Linked DNA regions of Mus musculus: region 2 is linked to region 1. A link is a loop called in an ENCODE intact Hi-C map of the cell type or tissue named here. Cell type or tissue: heart. All regions are shown on one strand. Links, peaks and the distances in the headings refer to the core of each region. The heading gives the core; the rest is flanking DNA. Region 1 overlaps Aatk (apoptosis-associated tyrosine kinase). Region 2 holds the start of Tepsin (TEPSIN, adaptor related protein complex 4 accessory protein).

Region 1 (8,323 bases), core at 75-8,074:
CCTGCACCAGGGGAGCCCCAGGGACCCTCCTCCCAGACTGACTAAAGCCAACCACAACCCGCAAACACAGAAGTTATCCAAACTGGCTCCATCCTGGGTCCCAACTAAGTGCCACTGAGGCCTAGGAACCATAGAGATCATGCAAAGTGATTGGTTAAAGAAAGGAAAGGCAGATGGTTCGGGAGAGATGGCTCAGCAGTTAAGAACACTAACTGCTCTTTCAGAGGTCCTGAGCTCAATTCCCAGCAACCACATGGTGGCTCACAACCATCTGTGATGGGATCCGATGCCCTCTTCTGGTTAGTCTGAAGACAGCTACACTGTATGTATATGTATATGTATATGTATATGTATATGTATATGTATATGTATATGTATATGTATATGTATATGTATATGTATATGTATATGTATATGTATATGTATATGTATATGTATATGTATATGTATATGTATATGTATATGTATATATGAATATGAAAGAGAGAGAGAGGAAGAAAGGAAGGAAGGAAGGAAAGAAAAGAAAAGAAAAGAAAAGAAAAGGGAAAGGGAAAGGGAAAGGGAAAGGGAAAGGGAAAGGGAAAGGGAAAAGGAAAAGGAAAAGGAAAAGGAAAAGGAAAAGGAAAAAGGAAAAGGAAAAGCTAGGCCAGGCAATGGTGGCGCACGCCTTTAATTCCAGAGCTCGAGAGACAGAGGCAGGCAGATCTACAGCCTGGTCTTAACTCTGTCTCAAAAAACCAAAATAAATAAATAAATGGAAAGGGAAGGGAGAGCTAGATGCATGAGAGGACCGTGCAGCACCTCAAGTATGATTCGGGGTTGGCCCGGCCCCCAGACATTCCCTGGCACTAACACCAAGAGAGCTAGGCCCAACATCTTTAGCTGACATGGGTAGAGATGGGGATGGAAAAGCCATGGCCCTTGGCCTGGGACCAAGGCTCTGTAGGAAAGGGTAGAGGTGAAAGGCAGGTGATGCTGTGCTGTGGTTCACACAAGTCACAACACTGAGTACCAGGCACCATCCTGTCTCTGGACACTGAGAGCGACAGGGCCTCGGTTTGGGTTGGAAGCATCACTGTATAAGCAGGCCTTACAAATCTAAGTCTCTGTAGTGGGCGGCCTGCAATTCCACCCGGGCTCAGGAGCACAGACAGAAAACCACGCCCAGCTAGGGCATGCTGACAGGACGGCCCTGCCCACCATCAAGCTGACCGCCCATTCTAAACCGTCACACTGAATAAAACAGAAAGTGTGTGCATGCCTTCGCGGTTCTCCCTGTGTCTTAGGAAGCGCTTTAAACATTAACCACACTGAGGCCTTGGCTCCGCTGAGGTCATTAGTGCCTCCTACCCAGTCCTATGCTAGTTGTTGCCCTGAGAGGCCCAGTTCACAGGCGCCCCCACCCTGGCCGTCCATCTCCCACACTCCCTCGCAGGACTTGGCTGGGGGATGTGGTCAGGAATCATTACACAAAGCCACATTTGCATAGGAGTGGGACCTTACCATGGGGTGGGTGTCCAAAAACACTTTCGTTAAGATTTCTGTCATCAGTCTTGTCTGCAAGCACCCAGATCCACTACAAGCTCCAAACTCCACATCACTCAGCTCCCGGGAGCAGCCATGTTGGTGCCACTCCTGTACTGCTGAGGCCTGTCTGATGGGAGCTGGGCGATCCCCTCCACTGTGCGGTGTCAGCCAGCCCTCTCCTCTCTATTCTTTTTTTTTTTTTAAAGATTTATTTATTTTATGTACACTGTCGCTGTCTTCAAACACACCAGAAGATGGCATCAGATCCCATTACAGAGGGCTGTGAGCCACCATGTGGTTGCTGGGAATTGAACTCAGGACCTCTAGAAGAGCAGTTAGCGCTCTTAACTGTTGAGCCATCTCTCCAGCCCCCTCTCCTCTCTATTCTTATTGCTGTTGATTGGTTGGCTTTGTTTTCCCAAAGACAACGTTTCTCTATGTAGCTTTTGCTGTCCTGGAACCCACTCTGTAGACCAGGCTGGCCTCGAACTCAGAGATCGCCTGCCTCTCTGCCTCTGCCTCCCGAGTGTTGGGATCAAAGATGTGTGCCACCTGCCCAGGATCTCTTAGCTACTCATGTTACCCCCAACCCCCAGATGCTGAGATTTTCCAGAAATTGAACCGTGTTTGGGTAGTGACTGCCTTTGTGTCTCAGGAGGCCCAGGTTTGGTGGGAGTGTACTTGCGGTTGTCAGAGTGACCCCAAGGCTGCCCACTTGCTTCTCCCTCTGGCCTGCAGCTGTGTCACCTGCTTAGCCTGGCCAAGGAGACTTTGCAGATATTGGTAGATCTTCCCATAGCTCCATGGGTGGTGGCCCTTTGACCCTTTGCTGTCAACCAATGGGATTGACCTTAACCTTTTGACCCCAGTTGTCAGGGAAGCCATTGAAAATAAACATGTGGCCCTTCTCAGGGGAGGGAAGCCTCAGAGGTGAGCACATTCCTCAGATCCTCTTTGCCTCCCAGGTGACACAGGACAGGCCACATGGGGAGGAGAAGGTACCCATAAACAGGCAGACCAACCTTGGCAGCAGGGCAGGTATACCAGGCCCTGATTGGACTAGAGCTCCCAGCAACACTCACAGTGTGACGGGTCAGGCTGGCCGGCAGCCAGTGCTGATGTGAGCATGGTTCGGGCCTCTCCCACCCCCTTCCCTTCTGTTTGAATGCTAGGCAGACACTCTGTTGCTGCCTGGAAGGTTCTGGACAGAAGTGTGCCTCTCAGGTCACATGCTTATTAGCTGGGCCGGACACACCCCTCAAGCCCTCAGGCTCATTCTGCACTCGGCCACTGTCTGGAAACACGGGGCCAGCTGAGGCACAAGAGGAATTAAGGACGGAGGCTGGGGGAAAAGGACGGGCAGGCACCTGCAGTGCAGTCAGAAACCCCCAAAAGTGAACGTGGCTTTGATCTGGTCCTGGCTGTACAGCTCTACCCAACATGGTCCTGTTCCAACCTGTGAGTCCCTGTCCAAACCCACATCTCCACGTTTTGACTAGCCTAGAGTCCAGAAAATCAGGGGGCCAACAGGCCACCCAGGTCTCTTCATAGCACATACCCAATTTAGGTCACCGCAGATGACCCACTTCTGCCACCAGATGGCGATCCCTGGGCATTTTACAGTAATTGCTGAGTGGGGTCCAGAGACTCCCAACTCCTTGGCAAGGGTGTGGAGGAACCAGAAGGCCACCTCAGGCTGGGCGCAACCCCAGCAGCTAATACATGGGCACACCAGGGAGGTGGCCTGCTGGAGGGCAAAGGTCGAGGTGTAGTCGTTCCCCCAGCATCCTCACAACCAGCCTAGGCTGCTGGGAGGTGACTCTGTTCTGGGTCCCAGTCGTGCCAGGCTTCAGACCACCTGTGTGGTCACCTGCTCTATGTAACCTTTCTGTCAGACCTGATGTCTCCAGGATCCCCCATTCTATGGCCCTGTCACAAAACTTCCTGGACCTGGCTCCCAGACACTGCCTTCAAACAAGAAGGAAAGCCAGAGACCCCACAGAGTGGCAGCTGGCTCCCAGAACGCAGTTCCTTCTCTGATAGGCTCCTCTGAGGCCCTGGGGAGAGGCAGTGCTCCCAGACCTGCACGAGGCCAGGGTTTGCTGGCTGGTGCTAGTTGCTCCGTCAGCCCAGTGACACCATTCATGGCTCCAGGGGACGGTGTTTAGGATACACTTTAACTATAGGAAACTTTGTCCCCTTCAAGAAGCCTCCTGTGCCTCAGGGCCCCTGGCCACTGTGGTTGTCTCTTTCCATCTGTTCCACGGTCCCCTCAAGAAAAGTATACAGAAGGCTGTTTGGGGGCTGGAGAGATGGCTCAGCAATTGAGAGCACTGTCTGCTCTTCCAGAGGTCCTGAGTTCAATTCCCAGCAACCACATTGTGGCTCACAGCCATCTGTATTTTCTGATGCCCTCTTCTGGTGTGTCTGAAGACAGCTACAGTGTACTCATATACATCAAATAAATAATTCTTTTTAAACAAAACAAAACAAAAAAACCTAAAGGCTGTTTGGCTGCTGGATTCTCCACATCTTTTCTTTTCTTTTTTTTTTTTTTTTTAAGATTTATTTATTTATTATATGTAAGTACACTATAGCTGTCTTCAGACACTCCAGAAGAGGGAGTCAGGTCTCATTACGGATGGTTGTGAGCCACCATGTGGTTGCTGGGATTTGAACTCCGGACCTTTGGAAGAGCAGTCGGGTGCTCTTACCCACTGAGCCATCTCGCCAGCCCTCTCCACATCTTTTCATAGGTGACAGAGAGGTCCCTGGTCAGAGGGCAGATGGATACCCACCTGCCTTCTACAGGATGGGATAAGTCAACTCCATCAAGTGTGATTCTACCCGGAGTCCACCAGCCAGGAAACTGCCAAGCTGGAAAGGGTAGGTAGGTGGGACCAAGGTTGGTTGCTGGGGCCCAAAATACATAGGGTCAGCTACTTCCCACCATAGGGACTTAAGCTCGGCCTTCCTGTCCTGAGGGGAGGACCTCTTATTACCAGAGCTGCCCTCCCCCCACCCCCGCCTTCCTCTGAGCAATGAAAACATGTCACCCTTCAACATGTCATCCTTCAACATCACCTGGGCCTGACCTGTACCTCAGTCTCCCACACTGAAAGCCCTATTGCCTTACCTGAGGCCAAGGCTTCTGTTGGTCCCCCTGGGCCCTGGAGCAACTCTGCTGAGGGAGCCTCACCCTCACCCTCCTCTCTTCAGTGAAGCCCCAAGCAGTGAGGGAAGGGGCTTGACTTAGAGCCTAAACCAGGAGCCCCCCAGAAAACAAGGGGCTGTGCACGGAGTGACTTCCTCCAGGGCTCTGTGACCTCTGTCTCCTCAGTACTGCGTGAAGGATTAGCAGATATGCACGGGCCAGCTGCTTAGAGTTGGGGACCTGGCTACCCATCCACCGTCTGTGAACTTTGCCTGTTTATACTGAGCTCCTGGCACAAGCAGCCTCACAGATGTTTATAACATGCCGATGACAGGAATACAGAGCTGAAGAATCCGGCCACCCACCCAGACACAGGCACATCCCCTGGGACCTCCATCCAGGGAGGGGTGTCTCGCCTGCTCATCATTGAGCTCTGCCTGATTTCTCCCTAGGACCAGGTTCACCGTGGCTGTTCTTTGTATCACAGAATTCTCTGTGGAGACTCCACATCCACGCCTTTCCCCAGGACTGTGGAAGGCAACCTGCACATTAAACTGTGCCAGTTAGGGACCAGAGAGGGGAGGCTGGTATGGTCATGGCCACTGTAGAAAGGTAAGTCTTTCACTATTGGAGTCTCAGCTTTCTCGCCCTTGACCTTCAGGGTCTGCAGAGGCTTTGGGTCTTCGGGCACGCCCATGTGCATCAGGGTGAGTGTGAGCCTCGAGCCGGGGCACAGATTGAGCTGCTCTTCCCTATACCAGAGTACGCCTAGAGTGAACGCCAGCCAGATGTGGGAAGTCGGAGCATGCCTCCTCCAGCCCCCTCTACCCTCGTGCCAAGGCAGGTGCCAGGGGGCTGCCAGAAATGGAAAGCACCTCAGAGCCCTGGGGTCCCTTGGAAGTGGTTTCTGGCATCCATGGAACCTATCCAGTGACAAAGGGCTGTCCCTCCAAAGACACAAGACTACCACCCCACCCACATGAGATGAAGCACCGCTTCCCATGACGTAAGATACCCCTTCAGTAACAAAGGTCTGTCTTCTCCAGTGACACAAAAGTCCCCACAGTGATGGCGTTCTCATCTGTACTGATGCAAGGCTTCACGCCAGTGACATGAGGCTGATACAAAGTACCCCTGCAGTGACTCCAGATTGTCTTCCCATGATGTCAGGCCCTTCTCCAGTAACCAAGTCTTCCTTCCAGTGAGGTGAGACACTCTTCAAGTAACAGAAGACTCCCCGCTAGTGATACAAGGTTCTCCTTGTATCCCTTTTTGTCAGACAAGCTCACTTCCAGTGACTGGCATATCCATCCCCTCCAGGGGCATGGAACACCCTCAAGTAACAGCTGAGGACCCTCATCAGTGATGCAGGGATAACCCTCCTTTTTGCCTTGTGCAGCCTTGGTAACTGGGCCTGCACATAGACTCAGCCTGGACTACACCCTAAAGTATTCCTCTAAGTGCCCCCAAGATGGGCATGGCTAAGCAAAGGAATAAACAGGAGCTGGAGCTAAGGGGGTCCTGTGGTCAGCACCCAGAAAGAGGGTGCCCATATGGTCACCCTCAGGGCTCATGGGTGACCCTTGAACTCTCCCCATGAAGCGCTGCTGCAGTCTGCGGGCTGTGGAGACAGAAGGACTGAGATCAGAATGTCCCCTAAGGAAGACTGCAGAGGTAGTCAGTCACACACATCTGTACCCCTTAAAAAGGAAGGGTGTAAGATGGGGAGCTTGTCCTGTCACATGACACAGGCTCCCATTCAAGAGGATCAAATGGGGAATAGCCAGTCAGGCCTAAAGCAGAGAGGCCAGCCCTTGCTGCAGCATTGGCTACGGAAACCTCCTGTGCCTGGACCACACAGAGTGTCTAAGTGGATCACAGAAAAGAGGGAATGCTGGGGGCAGGGTATGGGTGTTCAGCAGCACTGAGGAGGAACCCAGGGCCTCACACAAACTCACCAACTGCTAGACAAATGAGCTGCGTCTCAGCCCAGCTTCCTCAGGGAAGACAGAATGTTAAATGTCTAACTAAAAACCACAGAAGCAAAAATTGGATCTGATTCTCTTAAGTATGCTTGTTTTTTTTTGTTTTTGTTTTTTTTTTTTTTTAATAAAAACACTCCTGTTATCCCTGCACTGGAAAGGCAGAGGCAGGAGGCTTCCTGAGGTCTGCTGGCCAGACAGCCTAATCACATCAGTGAGCATCGGGTTCAGGGGGACCCTGTCTGGAAACTGGGCTGAGAATGACTGTGGAAGACACTCCACGTTAGTCTCTGGCCTCCACACACATGTGTGCACACACACAAGAACATATAAACACGTGCACAGTCAAATAATTGGAGTGGCTACAGCAGAAGATGTAAAAGCAGGGTGTGGTGGTTTGCATCTGCAATCCTCGCACTTGGGAAGCAGGGGCAGGCAGGGGGACAAAGGTTTTAAGGCTAAGCCCCTGCACAGCAAGGCTCTGCCTAACACAAACCAGAGATGCTGGTGCAGGTCAGTGGCAGAGAGCACAGGGGAGGCCTGACTCAACCCCCGACACAAGAAGGGGAAGGGGAGGGGAGGAGCCAGAGGAGGAGGGGGAGGAGGAAGAGGAGAGGGAGGAGAAAAAGAAGAAAGGAGGGGAGGGGCGGAGGAAGGAGAGGAAGGAGGAGGGAGAGGAGGAAGGGGAAGAAGGAGGAGGGAGAGGAGGAAGGGGAGGAAGGAGGAGGGAGAGGAGGAAGGGGAGGAAGGAGAGGGAGAGGAGGGAGAGGAGGAAGGGGAGGAAGGAGAGGGAGAGGAGGAAGGGGAGGAGGGGAAAGGGAAGGGGAGGAGAAGGGGAGGAGGGGGAGAAGAAGGGAGAGGAGGAGGGGGAGGGAGAGGAAGAAAAGGGGGGAGGGAGAGAAGGAGAGGGAGGAGAGGAGTGAAGATAAGAGGAGAAAAAGGGGATGGGAGGAAGCCAAAACTCATCCAGCTCTACTCTGTGGACACACATCTTCATCTGGATCAACTGCACCTTGCAACATGAAGCACGGGACAGGATGTAGGGCTGTGTAACTACCAACCACAAGTACTGGAAACAGAAAATGAGGAAGCATCCCAGAGATGGACAACGGCAGAAAACTGGCGGCTTCATTCCTCAGGTTTCACATTGGCAGCTGAGTGCAAGCCACTTGGAATCAAGGGGTGTGTAAGTTATTCCAACCCCGCAGCCCTAATGCTGTCAGTCTCTTCTGTAACGAACCCAAGAATAACATTCAACCCCCACCTTAGGGTCTCCAAGCAGCCCTCTGCCCACCCCACCCCTGCCGCACTCGATACCCGGGTGCAGGTGCCTCAGCTGAGCTGCCATTGGCCGAGAGTAAAGCTGGTTCCCGTGCTCCACTTTGGGATCCATAGACTCCTGCCCTGCACAGGCCTTTCCTTGGGCCCAGAACCTGGAGAACCTATCCCAGGGACTTCTGCCAGCAAGTGATAGGGCTAAGACCACCAGATACGAAGCCCACAAAGGCTACGTGGAGGCTCTAGGGGGTCTTAGGCAGTGTCTTAGGGGGCAGAGTAGGGCACAGTGGGAGAGAGAGCGCAAGTGCAGGCCAGGGTGGGAGCAAACACAGGGGCTATGGTTTGTATATGCTCAGCCCAGGGAGTGTCACTATGAGAAGGT
Region 2 (8,323 bases), core at 40-8,039, 70 kb after region 1:
CTCACCTTGAGCTTCACGTGGCCGGAGCTGCTGTCCAGACGGTTCAGGAGGTACTCCAGCAGGCACTGGCTGCTGCCTAGTGACTCGTGGGAAATCTCTGAGGGTCATTTGGGTTAGGGAAGCAGGTTGACACAGGCCATATCAGGAAGGATCTACTGGCTGAGACAGACTTGCCCTCCTGTGACCGAGGGCCTTCTCAGGTCTCACTCTATGAAGACCACTCCCACAGGCTTTGGTTTAACCAGCCCTGGAACTTTTAGGGTGTCCTGGTCTCTACACTATTGGTATTGCAGTTCTTGGTGTTTCCCCCAAATCCTACTGCCACACACATCTGGATAGTAGGAAAAAGAAGTTGTCTGTGAGCCGGGCGGTGGTGGCACACGCCTTTAATCCCAGCACTTGGGAGGCAGAGGCAGGCAGATTTCTGAGTTCGAGGCCAGCCTGGTCTACAAAGTGAGTTCCAGGACAGCCAGGGCTACACAGAGAAACCCTGTCTCGAAAATCCAAAAAAAGAAGTTGTCAGTGCTCCTGGAATAGCAGAAAACCCCACCCTGATGCAGTATCCCTTCCTGCTATGTCAGGATCCCCTCCGTACTAAACACTAAACCCACCAATGGGAACAGTGCAGAAGGATACTGGCGATCTCTTCAAACAGGTAGCCTGGACATGGGATGCTATCATCTGAGGTCCCCTTCAACAGGATGGGGAGCTGTAGGGGAATGAGGGCCATGGTGAGCTGCCATCTTAGACAGGGTAGGTCCCAGCCACTGAAGGGAATGGAAGCAAGCCTCATGCTGACTGGGGCTAAAACTGCCCAGGAGAGAGTCTGGGCAGGGCCACAGTCACCCTAAGGGCCACAAAGCAGAGCTGCAAACAGGCTCTGCTCTGGCATGGAGGAGTGACCCGGGAAAGAGGAAAATCAACAAAGGTTCTCTAACGAGGTCAAGATGAGGTTCAGCCCCTGCCTCCTACACTAAGTAACAGCAACAGAAAGAATCTCAGGGCTTTCTGTGCATTGGATGGGTGAGACTACTGGGTACAGACCCAAAGAGTGAGAACCGCTCAGCTTGGGGACTTTAAGGTTCCTTGAAGATAGCAAACTTCCATCTTATTGAGTCATGAATCAGCTTGGTTGTGCTTGCTTACTTACTTCCTTGCGTGTCCCTGCAAGCCTATGGTGTTTACTTGGTTGAAATCTGGGAACACCTCATCTCATCCATCAGTATCTGGATGAGAGGGCGAGGTTTAGGAACATTTAAGACAAGTATGTCTTCACCGTGCTATTTGTCTACAGTGCCTTCAAGGGGATCTGTAGGGAGGGAGCTGCACAGTTCAGTACTTCAGATCTTGTCCCAGACTTGAGTGATCTGATCTCTTGTAGCAGGGACTCTTAAAAGCCTAAGAAGGGTCCCTGGGGCCACTCAGTGCCCTCAAGATCCAGTCAGAAAGCTCAAGGCAATCAATTTATTGCAGTCAACAGCTGGCAGCAGGCTCCGCTCTCGCCACCCCGTGGCTATGGCCTTCCAGATGCCCCCTGTCCCCCAGAGATGTACGAGCTTCCAGGATCTTCTGAAATGAAGCCTGGGGAGAGCCGATGGGCCCCGCTGGAGATCGCCCGCCGCCCTTGGGGTTAACCTTCTGCTATCACGGCAGGCACACTCATTCTCGGCAGCTGCTGGACAGTGTCTGTCCCCGCTAATCTAGCGAGGTTCCCGGGCGCCGGAGGTCAGCACACCCGGCGAGTTTCACTCACCCTATGCAAGAAGCTCAAGCGGTCCCGCAGGGGCGGCACAGCTGCCATGGTCCAGGTAACCTCCCAAACTGCCCCGCTTCCGCCAGGCTTCGATCCTCCAATCGTCGCGCTCCTCTCGCTCCCCCGACCAATCGCTCGCAAGGGGCGGGCACGAAGGCGGGAACATCTGCGTCTCAGCCAATCCAAAGTCTCAGCAAGAGACGGACAAGAACGGCGACCAATTACAGAAGCACAGGACTGTGACTCTGACCAACCAGAAAATAGGATAGGCGGAGAGTCCGGATGTTCACGCGTTCGACTCCGGAAGAGGCAGGGCCCAAGATGGCGGCGCCCTCGAGAGCCTAAAAGGACCGCTCATGTCTGTGAACGGAGCGGTGTGGGGGCGTGTGCGGAGCCGTTTCCGAGCCTTCCCCGAGCATCTGGCGGCCTGTGGAGCTGAGGTACGGAGCGAACGGAGCGGAAGCGGAAGCGGGATGGGTGGCGACTCGGGTCAGGTCCCTGTACTGTCCCGTCTTCCCTCAGGCCTCGGCTTATGGCAAGTGCGTGCAGGCGTCCACCGCCCCAGGAGGCCGCCTGAGTAAGGACCTCTGCGTTCGCGAGTTCGAGGCCCTGCGGAGCTGCTTCGCCGCCGCGGTAGGTGGGCGTGTCCCTGCTACGTCATCTCTGTCTGGCGTCCTCTTTTCCGCCAAGCAACTCCAGTGACAAGGGGACAGGGCCTCCAGTTAGCTGTTGGCGTCTTGCCGATGGGCAACCCGATGAGACCGACCCCAGCTCCACTTGGTTTCTCCCAGCAATTCCTGCTAGATGCCAGGGCAGTGTCCTGCTAGGCACGCACCCCTGACGCACCCTGTCCCCGAGGAGTAAAGTGCAAGGTCCGCAGCAGGTTCTCCCTGCAGCACGGAAGCGATGCTGAGAGCCGCTTGGGTTCTTGATCCTGGCCTTTTTGCCCATGACCCCTCCACTAGAGCTAGGGTCGGTGGTTAAGAACCCAGGGTGACAGACACACTGCATCAGAAGCAGGTCCACAGTAGCCTCGGCGGGAATGAGGAGCAGTGTTTGAGTTGACTACAGCCCAGCCTCACCTACATACAGCCTTTGGTTTCCCGGCAGAGGCTGTTCAGTCGTCAGGTGTTGCGCTTTTCTTGTTCCTTCTAACTTGACACAAGCCTTTACTCTTGTGGTTGGTGGCCAGCAGCTGTCATTGAAACCCTAAACACACTCCTAATGCTCAGAGTTTCTGCTGTCCCTGCCACCCTCTCTGTGGCTGACCAGAATTGTGTGACTCCATCTGCTGCTTTGCCTGGACCAGATAAAGGCACCCCCCTGTGGTTCCCCCTCCATCCCTGCCCATCTCATAACAGAAACTCTCAGTCACAGGGGCCAGGCGTCCTCTGTAGGTGAGCCCAGGCTGGGACCCCCCGAGACACACTAGCATCTCAGTTCTTTAGCGTGGTTGGGATAAGGTGGCATTTGATGTGGTAGATGTCTTGCTTTAAGCCATATCTAAACTGGAAATAAGTCACTGAAACAAAATGCTTTCTCTTCCAGGCCAAGAAGACCATGATGGGAGGCTCCTAGGAAGAGCGGTGGGCGTGGAGGCCCTGTCCTGACAGCACGCATATGGGCAGCAGAGTTCCTGCTGTGTAATGGTTCCTCCCACCCTGAACCATGGGCAGGCAGGGCAGGGCTGTTTCCCGGCAGTGTGTACATGAGGATCTGGATTTGGTTGAGATGTAACATGAAGATGATTTAATTTTGTATAGTTTCAGACTTTTATATATAAAGCATGGTATAAGGAACTGGTCTCTCCCAAGGACAATGTATTCAGAGGACACCTGCACCCCCACCCCACAAAGGTGGCAGGTCTGGACCATAGAACTCTGCTCTCAGCTGGGTGTGGTGGTGCACACCATTAATCCCAGCACTCAGCAGGCAGAGACAGGTGGATCTCTTAGGAGTTTGAGGCCAGCCTGGTCTACAAAGCAAGTTTAGGACAGCCAGGGCTTGTTACACAGAGTCAACCATCTCAAAACAAACAAAACAACAAACAACAACAAAATAAACCAAAACCCTGTTCTCACCTTGGGCTGGAGAGATTGTTCAACAGTTAAAAGCACATGTTACTCTTTTAGTTCAGTTGCTAGCACTGACATGGCACCTCACAACCATCTTTAACTCCAGTTCCAGGGGATCCAGCACCCACTTCTGGCCTCTGCAGGAACCAGGCAAACATGTGGTACACAGACATACAGGCAAAACGTACATCTAAATTGTAAAACAAAAACCCCTACTATTCTCATCAAAAGTATTTAGTCTAAGTCTGGCTCATCATGCCCCTGGCCTGACAGAGTAAGGCACACCAGAGGTAACCACGGCAACAGCATAAGGGAACAAGCCTACACAATGAGAAGTGCCCTGTGGATGCTGCTCAGGAACTGGGCAGAGGCTTTTCTAGACAAAAGCCAACAAGGACGTTATCTTTGGACCTTCAGTGGGGGGACAGCCATCCCTGCATCCTGTCATGAACGATGGCTCCCAGCCTTCATTCTTTCTTCCCCTTCCTTCACACAGTGGGCTTGAAACAAGTTCAGAGTGCAGAAGGATTCTGTGTGTGAGTGCCACCTGCTGGGAAACATGGGAACTACTCAGTCCCGTTTCTTAGGTGTGGAGGTCATGCTGTCCTTGACAGTTTGTACCTGCCTCAGAACCCTGGATCCTGGGAACAGGGCTTGGGCCAGGGACTGTCAAGCCCTACATGCCATGCCCCAATCTGTGCCTCCATGTGGCACCTAACTGCTACTTCTGAAACCGGCCTGCCCATGTGGGGAAACCCAGGTTTTTTAGCTTAAGATTTATTTATTCAATGTGTACAGGTCTTGTGGCTGCATGCATATAAGTACACTGGTGGGCAGGAGGGCACAAAGGTGTTGGGTCCCCTGGAACTGGAACAGATCATTGTGAGCTGCCATGTGGATGCTGGGATTTAAACCTGGGTCCTCTTTAAGAGCAACAAGTGCTTTTCAACTGTTAGGCCATCTCTTCAGCTTCTAGAAAACCCATGTTTGATAGATTCTTGAGTCCATCTCAAGACACGACTTCTTGGCTCTTACTATGACCCAGAGCAGCTAGATTCTGTCTCAATGGACAGGGTGGTGCTGGGTCTCAACAGACCAGATGTTGGTCTAATTGCCCAGGGATTGCAGATTGTTCTCCACAGGTCAGAAACATTTTCTCCATGTTCTCAAGAGTTTACAGCCCAGCCAGGCGTGGTGGCGCACGCCTTTAATCCCAGCACTTGGGAGGCAGAGGCAGGTGGATTTCTGAGTTCGAGGCTAGCCTGGTCTACAAAGTGAGTCCCAGGACAGCCAAGGCTACACAGAGAAACCCTGTCTCAAAAAACCAAAAAAGAAAAAAAAAAAAGAGTTTACAGCCCAAGGCCAGCCTCCTCAGACTGCCCAACCTGCCAGTGTCATCTTCAAGTTCTCTTGAAAGCTCATTGACTGTAGCTTCTTGTATCTTCTCCCTGAAGACTCCCAACTTTGGGCCCCACTGAACTCAGGCTCCCTCAAATCTGTGAGGCAAAAAGTTCTCTCTCCATCTTCCATCGTAACCCCGAAGAAGCAGACAGGTCACGGCCCTGCGTAGCCCTGGCCTACAGACAGCTCGGCTCTCAGGCCTCCAGGGCCCACGCCTTTCAGCTCTCTCATGATGTGAATATTATTCTCATACACACGGACCTTATCCCATGGACTAATGTTCGTGAAGCCTTGGTCCCCAGCTAGTGATTCTATTTTGGAAGGTCCTAGAAACTTCAGGAAGTAGGTCGCTGCAGGCATGCTTTTGAACATTGTCCAACAGGCCATGGAAACCCTCTACCACATGCTTGTGCTGCAGTTCTGGCTAGGCTGCTCACATGGGCCAGGCAACCCTGGTACTGAAGCTGAGCAGAAGAAAGGACAGTGTCCTCAAGTACTCCGGCCACAGTTGTGCATGCTCCTTAGGCCTTTGTGCCTGCACTAGTCTCAGGCCTCCAAACTGGGAATGCATTCACTGGCTACAATAGAGACAGCTTCCAAGGCTGTATCAGCCACACAGCACTGACTCTGCTCAAGCATGCAGTCAGTCAGTTGGGGCTGTTGTAGCAGAATATTGAGATCAGGGGCTTTTAAAGAATGCAAATGTATTCCTCACAGCCTGGAAGCCCAGAGTTACCAGTCAAGTTCTAGTATTGTGAAGCCCTCCTGCTGAATCTTCACTGGACAAATGTTACTTTGGTGCACCACCTTTGTATTCTAAGCACTTAAAACTCCCTCCTGGTTCTGCTACTTGGAACCCTGCATCTTAGACCACACTGAACCACAGCAAATGTCTCTGCCTCAGATGAAATCTGTTTTGTTCTGTGTTTTTATTGTTGTTTTTTGATCCACAGTTTCTCTGTGTAGCCTTAGTTGTCCTGGAACTCACTATGCAGGCCAGGCTGGTATCAAACTCGGAGAGAGATCCATCCACCCATGCCTCTGCCTCCTGAGTACTGGGATTACAGGTGTGCGCCATCCCTACACCAGTTCTGTTCTCTGGAGAGCTTGAGTTTTACTCTGTGCCCTGCATACTGTTCTACAGCAGCAGCATCTGTGGGCAGGCATCACATTCCAGTAGCCTGCCTGTACCAGGTACCTACTAGACCCAGTGCCCACTAGAGCTAGTAGCTGAACTGGCAGGCTGCTGACCCAGGTTTTACAGGGCCCAGCTTGGGGGAAACACTGTCTACCTCAGCATTTTTATAGTTTACCAGCAACTCCCCCACCCCTAATCTGTAGGTTTGTGGGTTTTGTTTTATTGGGGGGGGGGGGCTGTGTATGGTTCAAGACAGAGTTTCTCTGTGTAACCCTGGCCTTGAACTCAGAAATCCACCTGTCTCTGTCTCTCAAGTGCTGCGGTTAAAGGCATGCGCCACCTCCGCCCAGCTAGGTTTGTGTTTTCTAAGATAAGAAATGCCCTCACCTGAAGGCTGACAGCAGGGTTGGAGGGGAGAGCTAGGAGGAAGAGCTGAGGACAAGGACAGCCCTGCCTACTTCTAAAACAGATCCTCAGAGACCAGGGAGAGTAGAATGACCTCAGGACTATCAAGCTATGAGGAAGCACCAGTCCCAGCAAGGTTACAAGAGCTCCAATCTGAGGGCAAGGCCAGATGGCATCTTTCCACCAGATATTTGGAACTGGTTTTAGTCAGAAAGGATGGGAAGAAGCCTGATGCCCTCTTCTCACATCCAAGGGCACTGCATGCATCTGGTGCAGAGATAGGTAAAGGAAACATTAATACACATACATGAGTCTAAAATTTAATTGTAATAAATATATTTCAAGAGGTGCAGAACGTGCACACTAACTAGGGCATGGCCTGGTCCAAACAGGACCCCACTGAGGCTCCTGGTCCTTCAGGCCCTTCGTTCCAGGGCTTGGGGACAAACCAGGTTATTGTCCCTCAATCTCCTTACTGGACAAAAGAGTGACAAAACATAACCTTGTTCTCTGCTCAAAGACAACAGGGGCATGCCCTGGCAGCAGTACTGGCTGACAAAGGGCAGCTCGACTGGGTCTGAGGCCACACAGATACAGAACAGCAAATGAGACATCCCAGGGCTTGCTGGTGGCAAGCCTGTACTCACCGTGCAACCTCCTCCCTACAACAGGGATCAGCATGGGAGCCTGTTGGTCTCCCAGCTGCACTCGGCCGGGGCACGTGTCCCCGTGACCTCCAGCCTGTCTGGTGTCGTCCAGGACCCTGAATGTGTTTTCCTGCAGGTAAACCAACTCGACTCGAGACTTGTCAGTGGCGTTTTATTTTTTTGTTTCATAATCAGCCTTCAGAAGAATGTGGGTGATAAAAACCAGGGGAGCTGTGTGCCTCTTTCCCCAGCCCAAGTCAAGTCATACCCCCCACCCCCCGGCCACCCCAGGGCAGACAGACATGCCTGTTGTAGGTTTCCCACCTTATGGAGTCAGTGAAATCTGGCTGTCACAGGTTGCAAGTTAGAGGAAGACTGGCAACTTCAAAGTTGCCTGCCATGCTGTCAGCACTGCTTCTGGCCAGACCGTGAGTCTGAACAGACAAGCGTCGGAGCTGAACCTTAGCACTGTCTTTCCTGGGCTGCCTCAAAACCCAAACCATAATCGGGCTAGTGAGTGCTTTGGTGTAGCCTTGGAGCAAGTGATGTCTGGGGTGGGGTGGCAGGTTAGACTTTCACAACTCATCATGAGGGACTTAGATACCAGTCCCTGGGAACATAAGAACGTGGCCTCCAATCAGGGTGGCACCAGAGAACACCAGCTGCCGTCCAATGTCTAGTGGCAGCCTTTCCCTGACCAGGCCCTCAGGCTTCCTCCAGATCTCCAGACAACTGTTTAATCTGTCGGCTGTGTACCACTTGCAACGCAGCCCCTGCAGCCTGGCGGAGCTGGGTGTCCAGAGCACTGCGGAGGTCGTTCACCTGAACATTAGGGAGGGAGTTAAAGCTAATGATGACGCCATCCTTTGGAGCCAGCTCCTGCTCTGGATGAGAGGCCAGATCC

Evidence for each region. Hi-C counts contacts between places; a loop is a spot of excess contacts. Peaks named below come from ENCODE experiments on the same cell type or tissue, not always from the same donor. Only the 100,000 strongest peaks of a DNase experiment are listed, where the experiment ranks them.
Region 2: it touches region 1 in a loop (6-fold over the local background); 14 of 42 quality-filtered maps call a loop at or near these places.

Annotation. Positions count from the first base shown.
Region 1 is chr11:120,027,258-120,035,580 of GRCm38, forward strand. All of the region lies in intron 1 of Aatk (apoptosis-associated tyrosine kinase), which reads right to left. Among named protein-coding and RNA genes, the nearest start is that of Aatk, 16 kb to the right of the region's middle. In heart, for the core only: a CTCF peak has its summit at 3,111 (motif pointing right); DNase peaks (open chromatin) are centred at 2,528, 3,154 and 6,400; H3K4me3 peaks cover 210 bases; H3K27ac peaks cover 1,593 bases; H3K27me3 peaks cover 518 bases.
Region 2 is chr11:120,096,873-120,105,195 of GRCm38, forward strand. Tepsin (TEPSIN, adaptor related protein complex 4 accessory protein) reads right to left here and starts at 1,859. Exons shown (of 13, transcript NM_183137.2): 1 at 1,754-1,859; 2 at 637-709; 3 at 6-97. The coding sequence starts at 1,801. Ndufaf8 (NADH:ubiquinone oxidoreductase complex assembly factor 8) reads left to right here and starts at 2,062. Exons shown (of 3, transcript NM_001110242.1): 1 at 2,062-2,193; 2 at 2,276-2,386; 3 at 3,302-3,552. The coding sequence starts at 2,110. The coding sequence ends at 3,331. Slc38a10 (solute carrier family 38, member 10) reads right to left here. Exons shown (of 17, transcript NM_024249.5): 17 at 7,079-8,323. The coding sequence ends at 8,125. In heart, for the core only: a CTCF peak has its summit at 4,380 (motif pointing left); DNase peaks (open chromatin) are centred at 1,929 and 4,429; H3K4me3 peaks cover 2,895 bases; H3K27ac peaks cover 3,557 bases.